Linked DNA regions of Mus musculus: regions 2 and 3 are each linked to region 1. A link is a loop called in an ENCODE intact Hi-C map of the cell type or tissue named here. Cell type or tissue: heart. All regions are shown on one strand.

Region 1 (8,000 bases):
AATTTCTAGTGAGGAAGAGTTGGACAGTCAGTGACATGGTTGCTAGCAAAAGACAGGGATGGCTCCAAAGACATATGGACGTAGTAACATGGCGTTGTTCCATTCAGTCATCCAATCTTGAATTTTCATTGTTTCAAATCCCAGAGACAAGTCACAATAACTTTTGTTATACTAGATGCAGATGGTAATTCTAAATCAAGAAATGTAGTGAGGCTATTCCAAGATAACTTACAGGTTACAGGTCAAGGAGAAAGGGAGATTGGATTAAAGAGACACACAGGCAGCTCTCTGGAACTCTTTAGGACTAGAGGTCACCCACGACAAAATAAAAGCTAGCTAGGCAAATACTTAAGAGGAATGAGCTGACACTAGGGTACAAATTTGTCACTTTCCAAACTAATAATTATATCTCCCAGGTCACCAAAACAATAAGATCCAGACCTTTATAAAGCTCAATAGTTGTTTTCCTTTACCTTTAAATAATTCAAATATGTAATAAACCCACTGACACAAAAACAGGCCCCTAAGAAAATGAACTCATTTTGACCTCTGTCTAGAAGCGGTTCTCTTTATTTTGTTGTTGCCATTTGCTTTTTGAGACAGTGTCTCTCAATAAGAGCTCTGTCTGTCTTGGAACTCATTCTGTAGACCAGGCTGGCCTGCAACTAAGAGATCTACCTGCCTCTGCCTCCAGGCATGGGATTAAAGGGGCGTGTCACCTGGCCTGCTTGCCCAGTCTTTTTAAAGGGAAGAAAGGAGGAACTCTTTTGTAATGCTAAAGAACTCCAGCAGCCCCAGAAGCCTCCTCAAGCTCACCTCCAAGCACCAACTAAAACAGTCTAAGGGGGCAGGGCATGCACATCAATCCCCTTCCAGGCGGCTTTACCAATTGACTGTGGCTTGGGGAGGGGACTGCAAAGGAGCAAGGAAGCTCCGGTACAGAGTCCCATCTACAAAGCTGGGTTCCATACACAACATCGAGAAAACAAAACAAAATGAACGAAAAAAGCCCAAGTTCAGTCATCAAAGCATGAAACTAAATAAGGTGCTGTAAGTATTTTATTAGTAAAATGAAAAGAACCAAATACTTCTCTTTAAAACGTTGGGGTAGGGGGTTGGGGGTAGACCTTTAATCCCAGCACTTGGGAGGCAGAGGCAGGTGGATTTCTGAGTTCAAGGCCAGCCTGGTCTACAGAGTGAGTTCCAGGACAGCCAGGGCTATACAGAGAAACCCTGGCTCAAAACAAACAAAAAACAAAAAAAAAAAAAAATTAAAAATAAATAAAAAGTAAAAGGGCAGAGGCTAGGCATAGAGATGCATATTTTTAATCCCAGCATTTAGGAGTCAGAGGCAGGTGTATCTCTATGAGTTTGGGGCTAGCCTGGGCTACACAACAAGTCCCAGGGCAGCCAGAGCTAAATTAAATGAGACACTGTTCGAAAATAATTAAATAAATAAATTAACTAAATTAAATAAAATAAAAGAACGTGTAGGAGCGTCTATTACTGTGTATGCATTTAAAAATTAGCATTCCTGGCCTGACAAGATGGGTTTTGCGGGTATAGGTGCTTGTCAATCCACAGAACCCACATAGGAGAGAACTGATTCCTACAAGTTGTTCTCCCACCTCCATATGCACCACACACACACACACACACACACAAAATTAATTAATTGATTAAACATCTTAAAATCACATTTCCAGCCAGGTGTGGTGGCACACAACTCCCTCTAATCTCAGCACTTGGGAGGCTGAAGCAGGCATATCTCTCTTGAGTTGAGGCCAGTTTGGTCTATACAGCAAGTTCCAGGTCAGCCAGGGGTCTAGAGAGACCCTGTCTCAATAAAACAAAAACAAAATTAAATCACCTTTCCATCATGCAGTAACTTCAAGAAGCGCTTTAGGGGACTATAAGAAGTACATGAGAGAAATATTTGCAGTGACCCTTCTACTCTAAATCTTCAGTTGTTGTTGTTTAGGGGTGTGCTGAAAGTGTGGCTCGAGATTGTTTTGAGTTTTGTTTTTATTGAACAGGCTTTACAGGTCAGACCACCAGTTGAAATGGTCACAGAATATAAAGCTCTCAACCAACCTAACAACCTACACAGAAAATTCCAGTCATTTGACTCTTCTTAAAGACAAGTAATTTTTATACAGGAAGAGCCCTAGAAGAAACACAGGAAGAGTTGTTGTCTAATATTTAGCTAATTAGAGTATAGAAATGTTTTTATTCCAGAGCCTTTTATCTCTTTATAGTGATCTCTCTCTCTCTCTTTCTCTCTCTCTGTTTTTACCAAAACTGTTATTATAGGTATTTGTCACTGTTATTATAAAAGAGAAAGCCCTGGTTTCCATTGTTCCCTAACTAACCTCTGATGTGGTCAGGCCTCAACATCTACAAAACCAGCACTGGGGGTTGGGGTGGGATGGGGGTGTGGTTATAGGTAGAACATGTGCTTAACATGTGTATGCCAAGACCCTGTGTTCATACCCCAATAATCTAACCAAAACATAAAGTGGCATGCTGATTTAAATTATTTTATAAGTTACTTCTAGCTGGAAATATTTATCCTGCTCCTACTTCTTAGATTTTTATTTATTTACTTGTTTGCTTATTGATTTATTTGTTTGGGGGTTTCCAGACAGAGTTTCTCTGTGTAGCCCTGGCTGTCCTCTGTAGACCAGGCTGGCCTTGAACTCAGAGATCTGCCTCCTGGTGCTGAGATTAAAGCTGTGCACCACCCCCACGAAGAAAAAAAAAGCCTATAATACTACCATAAGGATTGTTGGAAAATGAAACAGTATTTCTAAGACACAATAGTGTAAAAAAGTTCAATAAGCAGAATCCAAGGGAACAACTGAGCTCACAGAGTCCATCTTGTATCTGCCAGAACAAGAAACTCTAGGGAACTGATTCACCATCAGCAACCTTCCTGTCCACTCAGCACTGGGGAAGGCAAGGGAAAAGGCATTTGGCAAACCCAGACATGCGGGGCTATAGGCCACACACGTCAGCAGGAACTCCATCTCAATGCTGAGCAGAGATCTAGCCTCACTGTAACCAGTACAGTGGAGCATCGTAAGTAGCCTCAAAGACAGGAGCATGTCACTTCTCCCAGCTCCAGGAACAAGAGATTCCCCCTTCATTTGACTGAACTCAAAATCCCAACTTAACAGTTTCCCAAAGGCTCACAGAAAGGTTGTTTCTAAAACTAACTGGTAACTATACATACTCTATGTTGCATTTAAATTTTAAAATATGTTAAATTTAAAGGGGAAAAAATTAAATATAGAAAGCTTTCCTATCGAAATCACTGTTTAAATAATTCAATCCAAACGATTCCAGAAGTTACTCTAAATGGAGAAATTAGGGCTGGGGAAAGAAAAAACACTATTCAGAGAGATCATCCATTCACTTCTGTAAGGTTTTAATAACAAGGTAAAATTTCAAATATCTACATGGGCACCTCCTACTTGGGAAAGACTGTGTGTTCTTCTGTCCTTATTTGGGTCCATTGCATGGTTGATATATTCGATCTGCCAATAAACCTGGAACCTAACTCATGAGGTCAAAAACATATGAACTGAAGAAACTCAATTAATATCTATGAAAAGCAGAACAAGGTTGTCTGAAGGTGGGGGAGAGGGTATAAAACGCCAGTGACACGTCCCATGTTCCCACCAGTGTCCACAGGTCACATTACAAAGCTCCTACTATTCAGAGATTGGAGCGGAGGTTTTAACCCATCCACACTTCCCTGCCAAAACATACAGTGTGCATAGTCTAACACAGTCTGCAACTGTTGGACGGCTGCTGTAGTAACGGCAGCCCAGCAGCACACGGAAGTAGTGTCCCGTAAGGAAAGAGTGCAACGTGTCAGTACAATTGGGAGTTTTAGTCAGCAACTAAGGCACACTAAAAATTGAAGTTTGGAGCAAGGGTATCCTTTTTTCCTTTTTCTCCTATCCGCCGCTCCCGCCAATAATCTCCCCCAAACCCCTTTCTCTCCAACAGACTTTTTTTTGGGGGGGGGGGGCGGCAAAAGGGAGGAGTCGGAAATAGACTGGATAATGAGGTCTATTCCAGGATAGATAAAGAACTCCTGGCAACCTATAGTCCCTTGGGATGGGATGCTACTAAGAACGAGAGGAGTAACTTTCAGTTTCTGTACCCTCACTCCGGCACTGAGCAGAAGTCATTGATTGCCCGCAGAAAAGGCAACCTGCACTCCCACTCCCCTGCCCCATTCCTAATTCCCTCCTGGGCTAGCAAGTGAGAAGAACCTGCTAAAAGCCCCCCTCTCTCCCGCTGCGAGACAGAGGGCTGTGCCGCAGCCAGGGCGGCCGCTCCTCCCGGGGACTCGCCGACGAGTTCAGAAGTGGGAGCCGGCGCGCTGCAGCCGGCGGAGGTGCGGCACTTACCCCCGTTCACTCCGACCGACGGCTCGAGCTTAGCGGCGCCGATCGCCACCACTATCCCGACCATGAACCATTCTTTCCTCGCCCTCTCCAGCAGCCTCATATTTGTTAGGGCGGGTGGGTTTTGTTTATTTGTTTGGCTGGCTTGCTTTCCAAACTGCGATCCCTAAATCCCCGGGGCGTCTCCACACTTTCCTCGATCCCTCCAGACATGCAGCAGAGCAAGTCAAATTGCCACTCGTAAACTAAAGACCGAGGGGTGGCTCGGGCGGCTCCGAGGCGGGCTGGGAGTAGTAGTACCCAGTGACAGGAAAGCCTCGCTGAGCGCCGCCATCACTACCACGCACCTCAGAATAGACGCGCCCACCCGCCGAGGACCAGGGCGCAGGGGACGTAAAACGGAGGCACACCAGGAGCACGCAAGTGAGACGAGTCACGGGCTGCACTAACAGGACCCGCCGCCGTGCATACACGGCCAAGCTTGGGGAGGCCCGCAGTGGGAGAGAGGGATGAGGCGCCCCAGACGCCCAGCCTCATCATGGGTGTCGCTGCAGTAAAGCTATATTGACGGCGGCCCGAGCCCCGAGACATGCCTTGCAGAGAGCGTCTCTCACTCTGCCCTGAGCCCGAGAGACCCGCGGCGTGCGCTGGGCCGGTACCGGGCTGCGCCGTGGCGGCGGCTGCGCGCGCCAATGCCTGCTATGTCTATGCGCGTATACTCGAGACATTACGGCGACGACCGACGTCGCGTTGACGTTGCGCGGGGGGAGGGGAAGCCATTCGCGGCCTCTGGTTCTCGGCGGGAGCGGCGGCGGCAGACGCGTGTGGCGACCGGCGCGGGAAAGCGGCTTCCTAGTTAGGGAAGCGTTAGCCCCGTGGGTAGGTTGAAAATCGGTGGCCGAGCAGACGTCCGGGACGGCAGGCCCCCCGCCTTCCCGCAGCGGCGGCGGCGGGAAGGCGGGGAAGGCGGGCTGGGCCTTCCCGCCAGGTCGGTGGCCTGCCCGGGCCTTTCTGCCCGACCGCCTCCGCGGCCAAAACCCGCCTCGGGAGTGGGGAGGACGGCCGGGATGGGGCAAATCTTCCCTGGGGGGCGGTGAGAGAGCGACCCAGGCTCCTCCCCACCCGTGTGCCGCGCGTGGGCGGGCGATTCCGGAGGCCGCGTGGTGCGGGCCTTTGCCTGACCCCGAACCACTAAAGCAACAGGACAACTGAGAGGGGGCCAGGAACTCAGAACAAAAGCAGTGAGGGCCAGATCCAGGGTGGAGGGTCTGATGTCCGCCCCCTCCCCCAACCCTCGGTTTCTTGCATTGCATTTTGGCGAATCTATGACATAGTTTCACGAATGGTCTTCCGAGCATCAACCCTTCCTCTTTATGCACCCAAAGAAAGAAAGGAACAAAGTATTGTGGGACATTTTGAAGCAGCCTGGTATCAGCTACTTGAATAGTTTACTATGGAACGTAACGTTCGAAAGGGATTGTACCAGACTTTCATTCTGAATGCATTCAAAGCTTGAAAGAGACTCGGCGTGCAATTTGCTCTATTTAACTTTATCTTGCTGACATGACTCGCTATCCAAAAACTAAGCTGCTTTAAGCAGTTGTGCTATCAGTTCTCAGTTGCACAGCCCCCACTGCTCGGTAATTACGCATCAGGCAGCATGAAGAAAAGCTAATCTCAAGATAAAAAGAACTTAATAGGGAGACATTAAACAATTTACCAGGCAAAAGAAGTACATGAAATGTGATAAAGGCTTATTATAAGACAGTCACAAGGTAAGTGGAGTTCTAGGAAGTAAAATTTATAACATAATTTTCTTCAGTAATTTTGCTTGGTTCAAAAGGAAAAAAAAATCTGCCTCAGTCATCGAATACTCAAAAGGTCATCACAGATAGTGCTGCTTAAGTAAGGCTGCTCACAGAGTCTTTCTAGAGATTTTGACCTGTTTAGAACAAAATCTTAATTCATAGAATATTTTAACCGTAGTTTTGTGAATTGTATTGTCAAGGACTGTATTAGTTTGCTAGGGCTGCTATAACAAATAGTCCCCTCCCCGAGTTAGCTATACTCAGACAATAGACATGTTGTTTTACTGTTGCAGAATAAGGAAATCCAAAATGGAGATATTGGAGGGCCATGTGTTCTAAAGGCTCTTTCCAGCTTCTTGTGGCTGTTAATATTCCCTGGCTTCCTTGATTTAGGTTCTGATGCTCCAGTCTCGACCTGGTTAGGCATCACATCTCCCTCCATATGTTTCAAGTGGCTGCTCTCTGCATCCTTGAGCATTCATTACCTTTTTTCTGTGTGTATCTTTAAAAGATACTTGTCCTTGGATTTAAAGCCTAACCAGATAGTCCAGAATAATGGGTCATATTCATTTAGATTAAGTTTATGAGCCTATATCCTTTCTCCAACTTAACTGGAGTACCATCCCCTGTAAAAGACACGTTTTCCCATGACCTCAGAAGGTGACTTGTAGAAATCAGATGTTGATAGGTATGAAAAGCTGCAGTTCTTCTGAATGTCATACAAAGGTGTGCAGGTGGAGTGTAAGCACCACGTAGGGTGGAGAGAGGAACTAGATTGAGATATCTATAAGCCAAAGTAGTCTAAGAATTACTGACAACCACTGGAAGCTAGGAGGGAGTCATGGTACAGATTTTTGTTAAGGCTTCTGATAGAAACTTACCTTCATACTTCGTGACTTCCTGAACTGTAAGAAAATCAATGTTTTATAACACACCTCCCACCCCCAGCCCTTTCGCAATGCATTGTTACAGCAGCCTGAGGAAACTAATACAATAATATTCACAGGTGCTCGTGTGCAGTAGTCCTAGTGGCTTTTCTGTTCTGTTCTGAGACCCAGCAGCTGTCACCGGTGAGCTACTTGGAAGGCCGATTTGGCGAGCTTGTAGGAGGAGCTTGAGACCTTCACGTCCCCTCCGACTCTCAGCTGGAAGGCAAGATGGTTGAAGCAGATCGCCCAGGAAAGCTCTTCATTGGTGGGCTTAATACAGAAACAAATGAGAAAGCCCTTGAAGCAGTATTTGGCAAGTATGGACGAATAGTGGAAATACTTTTGATGAAAGACCGGGAAACCAACAAATCAAGAGGATTTGCTTTTGTTACCTTCGAAAGCCCAGCAGATGCTAAAGATGCAGCTAGAGATATGAATGGAAAGTCCTTGGATGGAAAAGCCATCAAGGTGGAGCAAGCTACCAAACCATCTTTTGAAAGTGGCAGGCGTGGACCACCTCCACCTCCAAGAAGCAGGGGCCCTCCCAGAGGTCTTCGAGGAGGAAGTGGAGGAACTAGGGGACCCCCTTCACGTGGAGGATACATGGATGATGGTGGTTATTCCATGAACTTTAACATGAGTTCTTCCAGGGGACCACTTCCAGTAAAGAGAGGACCACCACCACGAAGCGGGGGTCCCCCTCCTAAAAGATCAACACCTTCCGGACCAGTTCGAAGCAGCAGTGGAATGGGCGGAAGAACACCAGTGTCCCGTGGAAGAGATAGCTACGGGGGTCCACCACGAAGGGAACCCCTGCCATCTCGCAGAGATGTTTATTTGTC
Region 2 (8,000 bases), 110 kb before region 1:
AGCAACAAATTAATTTTATGGTTGGACATCACCACAACGTGAGGAACTGTTTGAAAGGGTTGCAGTATTAGGAACGGTGAGAAGCACTACTCGGGAAAGAGAATGCATTTTATGGGAAGAGAGCGGAGGGGAGTCAGTACTTGGGAGGAAGGCAGGATCCAGGCTAAGACCAAAGATCAATACACGGGAGTATGTAACCTTTGTTTTTGGCACATAAGGTATAAGGATGTTTTTGTATGCCAAGAGAAATGAAACTAGTAATCAAGAATTTATCAGGGATACTCCCCACTTGACCAGAGAGGTTAGCATAGTCTCTTTGTGTTTGTCTCTTTGCCTCTGCTTCATTAGCCCTTCTTTTCTCTCTTTGTTTACAAAAACAAGAACAAATGATACAAATATACTGGCCTTTAACAAAAAACGTAATTCACAATATAGCTTTCCCCTGCCCCTGAATCCAAGGGCACTGTGATGCACATAGATAAGCACCCTATCTCTTCATCAAGCAGAGCTTGGGTGAGCAGGCGCTTAAGGGCAGCCTAGACTGGAGAGCCTCATGGATGTCCAGAGAAGACACTGACACACTTGGGAGTGCTACATCTACGCTGAAGAGAGTGGACAAAGCAAGGCTGTTCTAGCTGGTTTCATTTTGCATGGGTTGTGTGACAGATTTGATTTCCAGCCTACAGATTTCTTAGAGATGTGAATAAAATGAGGTTTAGTCAACTACAGAGAATACAGAATAAGGTTGAGAAAATACCATCAAAAAGGCCTCAGTCACCACCCCCAACAGCTGTGGCTGATTGGCATCTGGATCTGCGAAGGGAGCGTAGAGTTCACCGTGCCCAACTGACTGCGTCTGTCTGGCCTTGGCAACCGAAAGCCCAGTGGGAAGGCTGATGATAGAAGATCAGATAATCTGCAAAGCAGATAATCTGCGACTCACAATGGAGCATTAGAACAGTCTAGTCGACCACCTGAGCCCCCATAAAATGCCCTTTCCAGCCTACATCAGAGCTTCTGAGGCTATTGACCCAAGCCCAGAGGCAGAGCGGAGGCTCACAATTAAAAGGCTTTGACCCAATTTCTGACCTCAATGTCCGCTTCCTGTGGAGACTGTCTGAACTGACCTAGCAGAATTGCGGAGTTTAGGAATAGAGCCCAAATTACTTCCATTTTATGGTCACACTCACCAAACCATCAAGGCTCTATGTGTTTGGATATATGCTGTCCAACAGCCCAAAACAGTCTATAACCATTGGTGTTTATAGATGGTTATGTTGTTCCCAGAAATTACTTATCTCTTACTCTTATCAAAGCGAATCTTTATGAGACAGTAGCACCTCCTGCGATTGTTTATTGAAGCAGGTCGCTCAGGAGCCTTGGAGAGATCACTGTCACAAACATATCCTTGGAAGACTGGATCGCCAATAGGACTTAGTTCTGTAACCATTGCAGACGGTACAATTAAATGTGTTCAGTACTAAGATAACTAGTTTAAAATGAATTTAGGAATATAAGTATATACATAGACATAGATACATGTAATAACAATGAAAAAATGAAGTCATGAATTTGAAAGAGAATTATAAGGGATATATGGGGGTGGAGAGAGGAAAGGGAAGAGGGAATGTTGTAATTACATTATAATCTCAACAATCAAAAAAGAAATATTCTCTCATTTCATTGCCTATAAGGTTGAATAACTGAGAAGTTCAGAGAAATGAGGAGTTAGCTTCCCGAAGACAAAGGTTCCAAGCTGGAGAAACAGTTACCTGAAAGAAACATGTTGTAATTGAAAGTCAGAGCTAGTTGGGGAGTCCTTTGCTCTACACTACAGCATCCACTTCTGTATCTATTACTCTTTCCAAAGGCCATGTGAATAGGAGTCTACTCTTCTCCTGGCTGCTTCTCAGTGCTGTGCCAACTGAGTTTCAGGACAAATAGATGATTCCTAGCTGAGGGATATGAAGTTCCTTATAGCTTCAAAGTGGCCTGGCTCTCGACAGATTATACAGTTCAAAGTTCACTCAGTTATTCATGCTACACAAATAGCTGCTTGCCAAATAGCTGTCAGTGTCTAAATCCCAGGAGGACGGAAGAGACCATGAGAGACCAAGCAAGACAGCTAACTTCCTGTTTCTTAAAAGGCATCTGAGCAAAATTTGATATCCACTGGGAAGGAAGCGACTTAACTAGCTATGGACAGAAGTGTAGCGAAAGGTACAACTGACTGAATAAAATTCACTTGGACCCAGCGATTCTTAGCTCTCATCCCTCTGAGCCAACCTACAGCTCTCTCAGGGAGGAAACCAAAATGGACAACTATGGGAAAAACCTAAGGGGAAAATGCCCTTTTCTTTGAGTATATGTGAGTCTTCCACAAAGGCATGCACGCTGCCAGAGTTAGCTATGCATTTAGTAATTGAGGGACACTGTGCCAGTAGACTTGTGACATACACTTACAAGATGATGATTATAGAAATTCTGATTAAACTGAGAACTTTGTCTCATAAAAGCTACTTACCATCAATGTATAAAACATTATCTTTAGGTAATGTATTTTGCTTTTTTTTTTTCAAACTGCCAACATTTATTTTTTAGTTTAGAAAATCATCCCACTCAGCAGTGTACTTAGCTTCAGCCGCACAGCTCCGAGCACCTGCTTCACACGGGGCACTAACGTGGCCGGTGCAGAAGAGCTGCAGAGAGCGTCGCCATCACAGTGCAGAATGTAGCTGGCATGCTTTGCAGCAAAGCCATCTGATCCCTATATGCAATTGTATCAGTACACACAAATATATAAGCCAGTACCTCTATATGTTACCATTCCCCCTCCCCTTTGGCTTTTCTGAGACAGGCTTTCTCTGTGTAGCCCTGGCTGTCCTGGAACTCACTCTGTAGACCAGGCTGGCCAGACTCAGAAATCCACCTGCCTCTGCCTCCCAAGTGCTGGGATTAAAAGTGTGTGCCACCACTGCCCAGCTACCATTATGATTATTATATTGTGCAGTTTTCCTATACTTTCCCTTTTAAACTTTATTAACACTTTAATGAAAGAATAAAATATTTACTTACAGAAGCATAAAAGTAGAAATTGTTATTCTAATTTCTATAATTTCAGAGAGTAGCTATGGCACACAGGCATAGTAGACTTACTAAATTTAAACAGTTTCAAAATCTCCTGAGTAAGGGAATCCTGCCCACCATTTCAGCAAAATCTCCAATCTGTCTGTCAGCTGCTTATCTGTAAAGAGAATTCTACCCCACAGACAGAACCCGGTTCTTCTGTAGGAACTGAACTTCATACATCCTGGTGGTCCAAAAGTAGCTCCGGGACTTAGCAAGGGGCCTGTGGGGATTGTACTCCTTCATTAGCTTCTTAGTAAATCTGCCTCTGGCTGTCACCCTGTAAAAGTTTCATTCCTGGAATGACGTCAACAGAGCAACAAACATCTCAAAAGTTAGGGCGGAAACACACTGCCTTAAGTTAATTATGAGAGCTATATGGTCATCTGTGTAATTGAACCACCAAGGCACCCCCCAGAAACCTACTCTACAGGACCAGACGGTTTGCAGTGTCAGGAGGAGGCTCAAGGTTAATCGCTCATTTCCGCCCTCAATCCGTCTCAATTACTGTTAAAGGATGCTGCAATTAGTCACCCCCTCCCTCTCCGGGGGAAAGGCAGAGATTACAGATAACTCATCCCAAACAGACTGCTCGCTTTGAGCCTCACTGGAGACCAGCAAGGTTTGCTATCACACACTCTGCAATCCGTCAGTGCCACTCTCTGGTCAGACAAAGAGGAGCCATCCATCTTTAGGGAAGCAAGGGCTTCTTTTCCCTTCCCCTAAAGGAGCAAATTCTTCTCCCAAGCACTTGCCCCAAGACAGCCTTAGGCAGTTGTTCTTAAAAACCACCCTTGGATGGCCCACTCTGGAGGCCAGCCCCTAAGCTGCGCCTGTGTTCTCAGTCACCCGGGGGACTTTCCATGCTCTTTACTCCCCACTGGTTAATAGAGCGCTGAGCTTCAGTGCTAACCTCTGCAAAAGCAAGCTCTTCAGTATCTCTTTAAGAAGCACTTGGGGGTCAACGGCTTATAGACCTTACCCTCAAATATGATTTCTAAATTCAGAAGAAAAAATAAAATGTTTCCCATATTTAGGGAAGGCATAAGCTCTTTCTAAATATGTGGGATACTAATGAATTCTAATCCAGCAAGGGCTTGGTTATGCTTTACCTCTACAAAAGCAGGTTGTGGGTGGGTGGGAGAATACCCTCATAGAAGCAGGGGGTGGGGGATGGGATTCGGGGCCTGAGGCGGGGGGAGGGAGGGGGGAGACTGGGAAACGGGATAACATTTGAAATATAAATAAAGAAAATATCCAATAAAAATAAGAATAGAGTCATATTAAAAAAGTTAGATAAAAACACAGATGACATGAATTATACAGAGAACAGTAGGGAGAGAAATGAAAGAAAACAATTGTAAAGACCTTTAGTGTTTGAGACACAATAAAAATGCTAATCTTAAAAAAAAAAAAAAAGAAAAGAAAAGAAAAGAAAACAAATCCTAAAAGCCAAACCAAACCAAAAGCAGAAGTGTATGAGTTCCATTACCTGTGATGGCGCACGAGTGTGCTGTGCACTTCCTGTTATGAAGCATGAATGTGCTGTGCACTTCCTGTTATGGAGCACGAATGTGCTGTGAACTTCCTGTTATGGAGCATGAGTGTGCTGTGCACTTCCAGCAGCATGCGGCCCTTAGGTGCACGTAATTACCTTCCTGGGTAAGCTTTTAGAAGCTGATGACTCTCCTGGGGAGAGGCTCAGTTTGCTCCAGGCCTGGGTGTGGTGATCAATTTCTAACTGGTCCCATCCCTATCAGTGCCATTCCTGAATCTGCAGGACATGAACACCATGGGGCAGTTACTGGTTCAGGGACAGCTTCACTCAATAGCTTACAGATTTCCAGGGACTGCACAGGGCAGATGATAGGGGACCTGGGGCCATTTCCCTGTCTGTACCCTCAGTGACTATAGGGAGCCGGCATGCATTTTAATACTCAGTAAATTTACAGAAATCACAGAATGCACATCATCAAATAGTGATCATGTGTCTTAAAAACTAGGTGTGGTGGCTCACGCCTTTAATCCCAGCACTTAGAAGGCAGAGGCAGACAGATTTCTGAGTTCGAGGCCAGCCTGGTCTACAAAGAGAGTTCCAGGACAGTCAGGGCTATACAGAGAAACCCTGGCTTGAAAATGAAAAAAACAAAAAACAAAAGACTGACTTCAAATGGTACTGCTCAAGGCATAGTGAAGGACCAGAAGAATTGTAGATATTAACATGGTATACTAAAAAAAAGCCTTGCAGCTATTTTATAAGGAGCCAGGATAGATGCTATTGTCCTGAGAAGTCCTTAGTATAGACATATTCTTAATATATAACAATGGCTAAATTCCAGAACTCAGGAGAGTGAAAATATTCCAAAAGCATTTAAATCAAATCATTTTTAAATTTCACATAAAAATCAATCATTATATATTGTGTTTTCTCATCAGAAGGTATGCAGCTTTGAACAATGTAAAATTCCAAAACTCAATCTAGACTCACAAAAGCTTCTCTATCATGGGCCCCAAATATCTCCATACATCAAGATCTACTTAGATTCATCCTGGTGGGCTGGAGCTTTTGCTAGGGATGAAACCTGCTTTCCTTGGTACCTTCCCAAGTCCTTACAGTATCTTCTCCATGATGACCTTCAGAGCTGCACCTGTCACAGCTTGCAAGCACTGCTGTCGGCGCAGTGATCACTCTGTTTTGCTTTCCATCATCAATTCAGAAGACTTAGGAAAGTAAATAGATATGAGCAAGTAATTCAAGGTGATTCTCGGAGACTGGACGGTTTCTTAGTAACAGTAAACAGGCCATGTCATAAGTCTTGATCCACATAGTCCTCTGCAAATTCTCCAAATTTATGTCATTCTCTCAATCACCATAGGTTACTCTCCTGTTCTAAATCTGGGCAACGTGAAGCTTAGAAGGAATCAACAACGAGCTACGATGGCCACTGAGATATGACTTCACACTGGTGTCACATGCTTTATAATAATAACAGCAATGAAGGCAGCTAAGAGGTTATGACACTCAAGGAATACTCGCTGAATGGAATCCGTGTTCTAAGCAGCACCTATTCCCTTGATTATATAACATCAGATGGGTGTGGTAGCAATGCCGAAGGCTGAGTTAGGAACCCAGCTGGGCGACCAAATGAGATCCCATTCAAAAAGGAAGGAAGTCCTTCTGTCACTGGGGTGAGCTCTGAGGTTTTTATAGCTTAGCCTCACCTTACTTCCTGCCTCTCCTGCCCACTTCCTGTGAATGAATAAACATGTGGCCTGTCAGCTTCCTGCTCCAGATAGCACATTTCCTTGACTGTTGCTGTGCCTTGCATATCATTTGGACTTTATCCCTCTAGACACCTTTGGTCATAAGCCAAACCAAAACCTGTCTTTCCTATGCTGCTTTTCTTGGGGTATTTTCTCACAGCAACAGAGAGGTAACTATGATATCTTATTCTGGATTGTTTCATATCAACTCAACATGGGAGGGAAGTCATCTGGGAAGTGGGAACCTCAACTGAGAAAACGTCTGCATCAGATGAGCCCGTGGGTAAGCAAGTGCTGCATTTTCTTGATTGATGGTGGATGTGGAAAGACCATGCTCACCGTGAGTGGTGCCAACCCCCTGGCCTGCTTGTTCTTGGGTCAGAAAGCAGGTTGAGCTTGCCACAGGGAGTAAGCCAGTAAGCAGTTTCCCTCTATAACTTCTGTTTCTGTGCCTGGACTGAGTTCCTTCTCTTCTGACTTTCCCAGATGATGGACTACAAGTTGTAAGATGAAATAAACCCTTTTCCAGCAAAGTTGATTTTGGCCATGGTATTTTGTCACAGTAACAGAGATCCTAAGATATTTGTAGTAGCCTACTTCTATATAAGTATCAAACAGAAGAAGAGATAACAGTACAAGCTTTCAGGTGTTTGACTCTGCAGCTGGCCAACAAGGAACGGAATGAACTTTGATATGATACATAACCCTAAACATACACACATATGTACATACAGAATCTATTATTGGCATACATGAGATTTAAAGACACAAAACGATTCACAGTTAGAGGTTAAGCAGGCATATTTTCATTTTTTGTTTGTTTATTTTTTGAGACAGGGGTTGTCTGTATAGTCCTGGCTATCCTAGAACTCACTCTGAAGACCAGGCTGGCCTCGAACTCAGAGATCTGCCTGCCTCTGACTCCTGAGTGCTGGGATGAAAAACACGGGGATGTCAGTTTGAACTCAGAGCCTAAGAAAAGTTGAAAGAAGAGAAATGACTCCACGCCCACACAGATATGTCACAAACACCACACAAAAGTTAATAATAATGATAATAGTTATAAAGGTGAAAAATATAAAAGCAAAAAAGGTTTTAGTTTAAACGAATGCAACTTGAAAAGGAAGGATTATTCTATTAAAGTGAATAAATAGAAACAAGAAAGGACACATATTGATTGGCACATCATCCCGCTAGAAGTCAGGGCACATGACTCCAACAGTAGCACTTGGGAGGCAGAGGTAAGAGAATATTGAATTCACAACCAGTCTGGATTAATGTGTTCAAGACCAGCCAGGCCTCCCAGGAAGTGTCAGACCAGACTGGGCTGCATGGCAAAACAACAGCAGCAGCAACAACAGCAACAACAACAACAACAACAACAACAACAACAACAACAACATAGCTCATCCTGCCAGCAAAGTGTCAAGATGTCGGATAATGGGGAAACTTTGTGATTATAAAAGGAGAAGTAAATACTATACCATCTGAATATACAAAGACAATTTCTGTCTTACTCCAGAAAGTACATGGAGTCTATGTAAATGCATGTTCTTAGTACCATAGCAAGTAATTACTGCTGTTTTGGTTTGAAACATTTTTAATTGGTA
Region 3 (8,000 bases), 310 kb before region 1:
CCCCTATTGGGGGCGCTATTTGGGGAGAATAAGGAGCTTTTAGGAGGTACAGCCTTGCTGGGAGAAGTACCTTACTGTGGCTGCGGTAGTGAATGTATCCGTGGGAGTTGAGGTGGGGGGAAGTCAGAGTTCTATAGCCTGGCCCCAGATTTCTGGTATTTCTGTCTGTCTCTGTGTCTCTCAGTGTCTGTGACTGTTTGTGTCTGTGTGTCTGTGTTTTGGGTGTCTGGGAGTCTGGGGGTCTTGGACTTTTCCTCCCTTCTGCCCCCACCTTGCCCTCCACTCCTATGCACCCTCCCTCATCTCCCTCCCCCTCAGCTTCATGCGTATGGATGAAGATGTGAACTCTCAGCTTTCTGCTCTGCTCGTCTACTGCAGTGCCTTCCAAACCACTATGGACTCTCTGGAACTATAAACTCTTTCTTCTATAAGCTGCTATCGGTCATGTTTTATCACAGCACTAACAAGCTACTAATGCCCCTTTCCTTAGTCATTTGCCTCTCAGTCAATTAGCATATGACTATCTCAGAAGATATTCAACTCTGGAGTCAAATTAAGAATGTCTTCTCATTTGTTTTAACAAATAGTTTCCACATCCCTTGAAAATGGCTGAAGAGTGGACCTAGAGTAGCGTGGCTTAGCTGTTTCTATTATCCAGACTGAAGGTCAAGGAAAGGTCTGGGTCCCTGCCAGTGTGTCATACTGGCTAATGCAGGGTTCAAACGAGATCAGTCAAAGTTCTTGAAAGTGTAATGCTGATGTTCAATATCCAAATATGCTATGGAAGATGTTGGCCAATCCAATCCAATGCCTGTTTCTACCATCCAGTCAGTCATGCACTCGCAGGGCTGACGTATACTTCATGGGATGAACCAGGCAGGAGACCTTCTCTTCTAAAAACACGACACTGACGAACAGAGCTTTTCAAAGGCTACAAAAAATTGCTTTGAGGCTGAGGCGACGGTTCAGTCAGTAAAGTGCTTGCTGGGCAAACACAGGGCCTGAGTTTTATCCTTAGGACCCACATAAAAACCTAGGCATGATGGGGTATGTTTGTAATCCCAGTTCTGGAGAGGCAGAGGCAGGTAGATCCATAGGCTCGTTGGTAAGCCATCTTAACTGAGAAAGCAAGCCCTGTCTCAAAACAGAGAGATGGCTCAGTGGTTAGGAGCACTGACGGCTCTTCCAGGGGTCCTGGGTTCAATTCCCAGCAACCACATGGTGGCCCACAAGTTTCTGTAAGAGGATCTAACGCTCTCTTCTGGTGTGTCTAAAGAGATAGAGAATGTACTCACATACACAAAATAAATAACTCTTTAAATGTGTGTGTGTGTGTGTGTGTGTGTGTTCCAAGAAATGACACTGAACATTGCCCTCTGGCATATATATGTGCACCTCTAACTTGACAATAAGTCAAAAATAGACCAAAGACCGGAGCAGATGCATGACAAGAGAAGACATCCATCTGTCACCACACATAAGGAGGTATGCCCCACCCACATCACATGTCAGTAAGAAACTGTAAGTTAGGACAGCAATAAGATTCTCTAGTATGCTCCTCAGAGTGGCCCAGATCTGAAACACCGGGGACGTGAGGTACTATTAAGGATGAGGAGCAGCAGAGGGCACAGCTCCATGCTGGGGGCCTGGGAAAGGGAGAGATGCGCTCAAGACAGGGCAGCAGTCCTTGCAGATCTAAACACCTACTGTATGACCCAGCACCCGTTCCTTAACGTTTGCCCAAATGGCTTAAAACTTAACTACAGGACTGGGGAGGGAAACTCAGAGATTCAGAGTGCTTGTGACTCTTCCAGAAGACCAAAGATCTATTCCTAGCACCCCAATCACCTACAACTCCAGCTTGAGGGGACCCATCGCTTTCTTCTTGCACAGGCACCCACATGCAGGTGCACATGTGTAGGGGAAGCAGTTATTCCCATAAAGTAAAAAAAAAATCTTTTAAAATTAAAGATTCAAAACCTAATTCCGCACAAACACCTACGTAGGGATATTTATAACACCCTTTTGGTAACTGCCATAGCTCGGACACAACCAAGCTGACCCTTAGTGAGTGAGTGAAAGCCACTGTGCTGGATCTGAGCAGATTGTTTACTACTCAACACTTAAAGGACACGACTTATGAAGGCCTGGAGGGACCCAAGCCGATCTGAAAAGGCTTGGTCACAGGGTGACAAGTCAGTGACACTATGAAGGACAAAATCACCGTGAAAGGAAAGTAACACGTGACTGGCATGGCCGAGAGGAAGGCTGAAGCCCAGAGGGTGTTCCCTATAATGTTATAAATGAGTATCTTTATGTTATAAATGTGGACACATACATTATGCATGTGCCAAAACCCATACAGAATATATCAGTGTACAACCCTAACCTCTGTATAATAATTCAGGCATATTAATCCAGCACTGAGCTAAGTAAACTGAGCTAAGCTTTTCTGAATTATTTTTATGATGTTAAAAAGTCTCCCTAATAAATTAACGTTATGTGCAGGATTTTAAAGACTGGCTTTTCAACAGGAATCTGGAAGAAGTTTTGCACACATTTTTTTTTCTTGTAAATACGTAAAAGATGCCGGCAAGTGCACACACGGAATGTGGGAAGCTGTCTGGTGTTTTGGTAAAGGCCAGTTCTAAGCTGCTGAGGGGTTTCTCAGGATAACCACAGATTTATACATTTGTTGGTCCAACCAATTGTTGCCTTGTGACTTTATAGACTTGTGCCCTCGAAGACAGTGGCAACTATTCTGCAGATGAACCAGGCCCCCAAAACTCTTCTCACCGCCTGTTCACCAGCCAGACTCGGTGACTGCATCACAGCTCTGTGCTAACGTGAGAGCAGCTATGCTTATATCTATGTCTACCTACCTATTTCATCTCTCTATATAATACGCATATCATAATTACAGTCAGTAAGAAATGTAGTATGTAGCACAATTTGATTTTTCTTTCTTTTTTCTTTTTTTAGACAAGGTCTCAAATAGCCCAGGCTGGTCTCAAACTCATTCTGTAGCTGAGGATGATCTTGAATTTCTGATTTTCCTGCACGCATGCCTGGGTGCTAGGATTACAGGTGTGAGCGCCACTATGCCACTACCGCTGTGGTGCCAGAGATGTTCATGCACACTAGATATGCTACCACTGTGCTAAATCCTCAGCCCCCAATTTGACCTATAAAGCAGTTTTTATTTTAGGGACAAGGCATAGCGTGCTCCTTCTTTGATTTAAATGTGACTTTACCTGTGTTCCTAATTTTATATTTCAAGAGCCTAAAATGCTGTTTGATCAATGTCTGTAATTATTTGGTCTTGACATCAACTGGAATTTTACAGACAGACAGAAGGATGTTCCTGTTCTTTTCCAAATTCCACCCAGTTGTTCACTGTCTGGGGTATCAACCAAAGGCAGGTAGATCACTGTCCAGGATATCAATCAAAGGCACGTAGAAAAGGAGGAATCCACTTTGTGTTTCAGAAAACAATTCTGCATCTTAGATCCTGTAACACTTATCAGGGTTATGTAGCTGTTGTTTGAAGGTATTATAACTTTGTTGAATGTTAAACAACAGAAACAGAATTAAAATTTAAAATATAAATATAAAATATAAGTTAAAATATAAAGAGATCGTGGGGGTAGAAGAAATTGTCTTCCTGTGACTTTTTTTCTTCCATAAATAAAAAGCATGCATTAAGAATTCATGAAGTATCCCTAACCAAGTTCCCATACACTACTTAAATAGTATCTGCATGCAGTTTCCAATTAAACTAATTTGTAACGTTTTCTAATTGATGCCGTTATAATTCAGAGTTGCTTGAATTATTTTTTTGTTTCAGCATTCCCATGGAAACAATCTCTTCATACATTTAATTTATATGCAGAAGTTAGTTTGAGGGTTTGAGGCTTTTAACTTGTATTTGTTTTAAATTATTTAAGGCTATTTCGGGGTGCTCAACAGCCATCGTTTTAACTGTAAGTTTCCGTTTCTTAATATTTTAAGGTTCTTTACTGTAAACACACACACACAAGATCACTTCTAGCTCTTGGTTGGTTGTTTTGCTTTCGTATTCTATTTTCTGGCAAAAGAGAGAATATCAGAATATCGGACCTTTACTTCAAGCCCTGGCTGGGTGCCGACGGTACCATTAAACAAACCCGGTCTTGGAAGCCAGCTCACTAACGCGTTCTGACTGTTTTTGATCCCCGCGGGTCGCCATAGGCAAGGAGGACGCTGATTGGGTGAGATGGGAAAGCCGCTGCCGGGGGCGGTTTCGGTTTTCGGCGCGCGCGTCCGCGGAAGCCCGGCCTGTGAGCGTTCTGGATCCGGCTGCAAGGTGAGCCCGCGGCCTGGGAGGAATGAATGGGTGCGGGCAGGCACTCCGGGTGGGAGCGGCTGGCGTAGGCCGCGGATGGTCCGGGCTGGCGGGGAGCGGCTCGAGCCGGGCCTGCGTCCCAGGAGATGCTCGCTGGTCTGGGCCACGCGGGCTCGCGGTGCCGGGCGCGCTCCCGTGGCGCGCGCGCTTCGCGCCGATTGGGGTGAGCGCCCAGGGTTACGGTGGCGCGCGACTTCGGCGCCCTCCTCCACCCGCGAGCCCTGCGCGACGGAAAGTAAATACAGACGAGCGGAGGAAATGGTCCTTGCTGACGGCCTCGGCACACCAACTCCCTTTCTCTTGTGTGGGCCTGTTTCTGTTTCAGCTAAGACCACCAAGTTTTTTAACCACACACCAGTATTTAGTTTTATACTTACATTAAAATGAGACAAGTTGTGATTTTAAAATTCATTGATCTCGTTTGGGCCCCCTGTTTTATTGTGTGGATCTCATAAATTATTCAGCTGTTTCCCAGGCTGACGTCTTTGGGTGTGAGTTTTTTGCTTCATTTTCGCATCCCGAACGATATCGTGATGCCTTAACTTCTATTCCTCAAATTTTCAATTACTAGCATAGATGGTTCTTGCACATTGCGAGACTGGTTTTTCTTAAAGTGTTAGTAATTTATTTGGCTCTTCAAAACCGTGAAAGGGCCTACTGTGGTTCTAAAGTAGCAAAGCACAGCCTCACTTTGGAATTACTATTGGGAGTTTGAACTTGCAGGCTGTGACTGTGTGTGTGTGTGTGAGAGAGAGAGAGAGAGAGAGAGAGAGAGAGAGAGAGAGATAGAGAGACAGACAGACAGACAGACAGACAGAGACAGACAGAGAGACAGACTGACTGACTGACTGCACATGTTAATCAGATGCTGGAACAGGAAGAGACAGCCAGTACCCATCTAGCCTAACTTCCTTATTTTGCAGATGAGCCTGGGGCCGTGACAGGTGAAATGGTGATGAGTTACGCAAGCTGCACAGATAATTAAGTAGCAGAGATTAGAACTCAGGTTTCCTGCCTCCCAAGTGAGTACCCCTAACGACTGCAGCAGCTCTTCTCTCACTGAAGGGTGGCCTACTAGATAATAGAACTTCTTTAAAGAAAGTTTTGTTTTGTTTTTAACTCCCTGGCTTATTTTCTACTTTTGGATTGAGGGACTGGAAAATAGAAAAGTTACATTTTTGTGTTCAGCACTAGAAATTTATTTATTTTTTTGAAGGTCAACCCTTTCAAGACTTTGACGATTGCTTCCAGCTTCCCCGTGTTGGGATCAGATACTTCTGATAAGTGCTACTGTTATCCCTCCCAGTACCGAAAAGTGCATGGACGTTCAGGTTTCCTCTGTGTTTACATATAAACTGTGCAGTCTTCCTGTGCCCTTCACATCATCTCTAGATTACTCACAACGTGCCATTTAATGTCACTGGTTGCAGTAGAGTATTGCTTAGGGAGTACAGCAAGGGGAAAGTCTGTGTCTGGGTAGCAGAGAGACCGCTGGACAAGTAATTACAGCTTCATTTTACCAGGTGAGGCAAGGTTGGCTGGATCCGTAAACACTTTAAACCCACAGACACAGAGGGGCTTGCCTACTCAGCATCTGGTTCTCACGCCAAGGCTCGCCTTTCCTAAAATCCCGTGGTGTTTAAGCCAGAAAACCGAGAGAGAGGGAACGAGGTGGTGGCTAGGGCTCCCTGGCAGCATTTCTGTCAGCTGACGTGTTGAACCACTCCCACCACTCAGTCCTTCGTTGTAGAGTGCTGTCCTCTGAGCCAGCAGTTCCCACCCCAAGGTCACAGCCCCTTTGGGGGTGTCTGGCGACCCTTCCTCGGGAATTGCATGTGCATATCAGAGATTTACATTACAAATCATAACAGTAGCAATAAAATTAACCTTATGGTTGGGCTCACTATACCATGAGGAACTGTGTTAAGGGCTCACACATTAGGGAGGTTGAGAACCACTGCTGTACACTGTAGAGTCTTGAGGGACATCCCTGACCTCTGTAAACTAGATCCTAGTTACCACTCTCCTGTAGTGACAGTACAGACTGTAGACATTTTCAAATGTCCCCAGGGTGAGGCACAAAAGTCACCTCTGGTTGAGAGCAGCTTGCTTTTAGGAGTTAGCCTAAGTAACCCAATTGTCAGGGCACTCATGGCCAAACCTGGACACCTCGCAAGGGTGACCTCTGACATCATATGCACGCTGGAGCAGCTGCTTCTGCCCCGCCCCACTACATAAGACAAACGAGAAAAACATGCAGTAAGAAGCAAACACTGAGTAAGTGTCAGAAATCTGTATGTGACCAGGCTTCTTCCTAGGCTTGGCTCTGACCACCAAGCATTTCTGTTTTCCTTTCTTTTAGTATTTAATGGTTGTTAGAAAAGAATTGCAGGCTCGTAGCTGTTGAAGTGCGTGCATGATGCTTTAGTAGCCATGCCTGTTTAGTAGCTATGGTTGTAGACGGGTAAGGGAGGGATTGGACTTTCTGATACCATCTTTGAATGCCTCTTCCACACACAGTCTGTTCAGGTGCCAAGACTACTAGAGAAGTGAGATTTTTCTTGTCCTCTTGAATTTTTAAAGTCTCTTTGGAGACTGAGTCTAACATGGCTAATATATATCACTGGGTGAATACAGTTTGATACACACACTGCATGTGCCCTTCCCTTTACTTCATTGTTTAACTATGAAAAAAGTTGCTGTAGAGCAAATATTCTCTTACTAGACCTCTTAGTGGCTTCTCTCAGGAAATAGAGTGCCATGACCATGCACTTATGAAAATAGGTTACTTACACGGGCCTGCATAGGAGGCAGGAGAGGGTGATGCTGCAGCCGTAGACATGAGTGTATCTAATTTTGAAGGAAGAACTTTTGCCAAGGTGACCCTGGCAGAAGGAACTCTTTTTCTTGTGTTTATGGTTCAAGAGTCTTATCTCTTGCTTCAGAAATTGTCAGAACTATTCCTTCTGCCTTATCCAATTTAAAAGATGAAAACTTAAAATTACTTGAGCCAAGTGATGGAAAAAATTGTGGTGTCAAGACCAATTTACTTGTACAAAATGGATTTATGGGCAAGTCATTAAGTAACAGGGTGTACCAAGGAAGCCTAATGAAGACTAATGCAAAGGGTCTGGCTTCCTGTGTGATGAATAAATCGAGTTTGAGTCAACCATACTTGTTCCATATAACTTCAAAAGCATCCTTTCAAACCACCGAGCAGAAAGTACGCTAGAGAACAAATGAGGGGTTTGCGTCCAGCTCCTCCTCTCATGTGGCCTGAAGTCTTCTGAGCAAAGCGCCTATCTTCCTATACAGTGTAGATTGTGGACACACAGGGAAGCAGGAGTCCAGAGCTATTGCTGTGGCTCTGCCACCTAAATAGGAAGCAGAACCAAGAAGATTGCTGCGTAGGGTTTTCCTGTGCCCTCCTACCATGGTATCCAGCTAGCTAATATCGGATAATTGACCCTGGGGAGGCTAACCCAGAAATCTTGGTCTCTCACCCAGGGGCGAAAGTGGCCCTGCACTCCTACAGCCACCTGTCTCCTTTTGCAGGGTAGATTGTACTTTCAAAGCCAGAGACTCAGTGCCCTTGCTAAATAAGGCTGGTGGCCTA

What was found. Hi-C counts contacts between places; a loop is a spot of excess contacts. Peaks named below come from ENCODE experiments on the same cell type or tissue, not always from the same donor. Only the 100,000 strongest peaks of a DNase experiment are listed, where the experiment ranks them.
Region 2: a loop joins it to region 1, with 2.8 times the contacts of the local background. A loop is called at or near these places in 9 of 42 quality-filtered maps.
Region 3: a loop joins it to region 1, with 7 times the contacts of the local background. A loop is called at or near these places in 9 of 42 quality-filtered maps.

The regions. Positions count from the first base shown.
Region 1 is chr8:78,506,099-78,514,098 of GRCm38, reverse strand. It overlaps Rbmxl1 (RNA binding motif protein, X-linked like-1), which reads left to right and starts at 5,171. Exons shown (of 2, transcript NM_001252089.1): 1 at 5,171-5,300; 2 at 7,282-8,000. The coding sequence starts at 7,387. Slc10a7 (solute carrier family 10 (sodium/bile acid cotransporter family), member 7) reads right to left here and starts at 4,771. Exons shown (of 12, transcript NM_029736.2): 1 at 4,425-4,771. The coding sequence starts at 4,524. In heart, no CTCF peak of the experiment used is centred here; DNase peaks (open chromatin) are centred at 4,758, 5,188 and 5,488; H3K4me3 peaks cover 3,335 bases; H3K27ac peaks cover 2,743 bases.
Region 2 is chr8:78,620,905-78,628,904 of GRCm38, reverse strand. The region is part of intron 5 of Slc10a7 (solute carrier family 10 (sodium/bile acid cotransporter family), member 7); the gene reads right to left. Among named protein-coding and RNA genes, the nearest start is that of Gm39203, 50 kb to the left of the region's middle. In heart, no CTCF peak of the experiment used is centred here; DNase peaks (open chromatin) are centred at 2,054, 4,764 and 6,384; H3K27ac peaks cover 519 bases.
Region 3 is chr8:78,817,393-78,825,392 of GRCm38, reverse strand. Lsm6 (LSM6 homolog, U6 small nuclear RNA and mRNA degradation associated) reads left to right here and starts at 4,241. Exons shown (of 5, transcript NM_001191004.1): 1 at 4,241-4,345; 2 at 5,308-5,406. In heart, no CTCF peak of the experiment used is centred here; a DNase peak (open chromatin) is centred at 4,242; H3K4me3 peaks cover 1,752 bases; H3K27ac peaks cover 2,295 bases.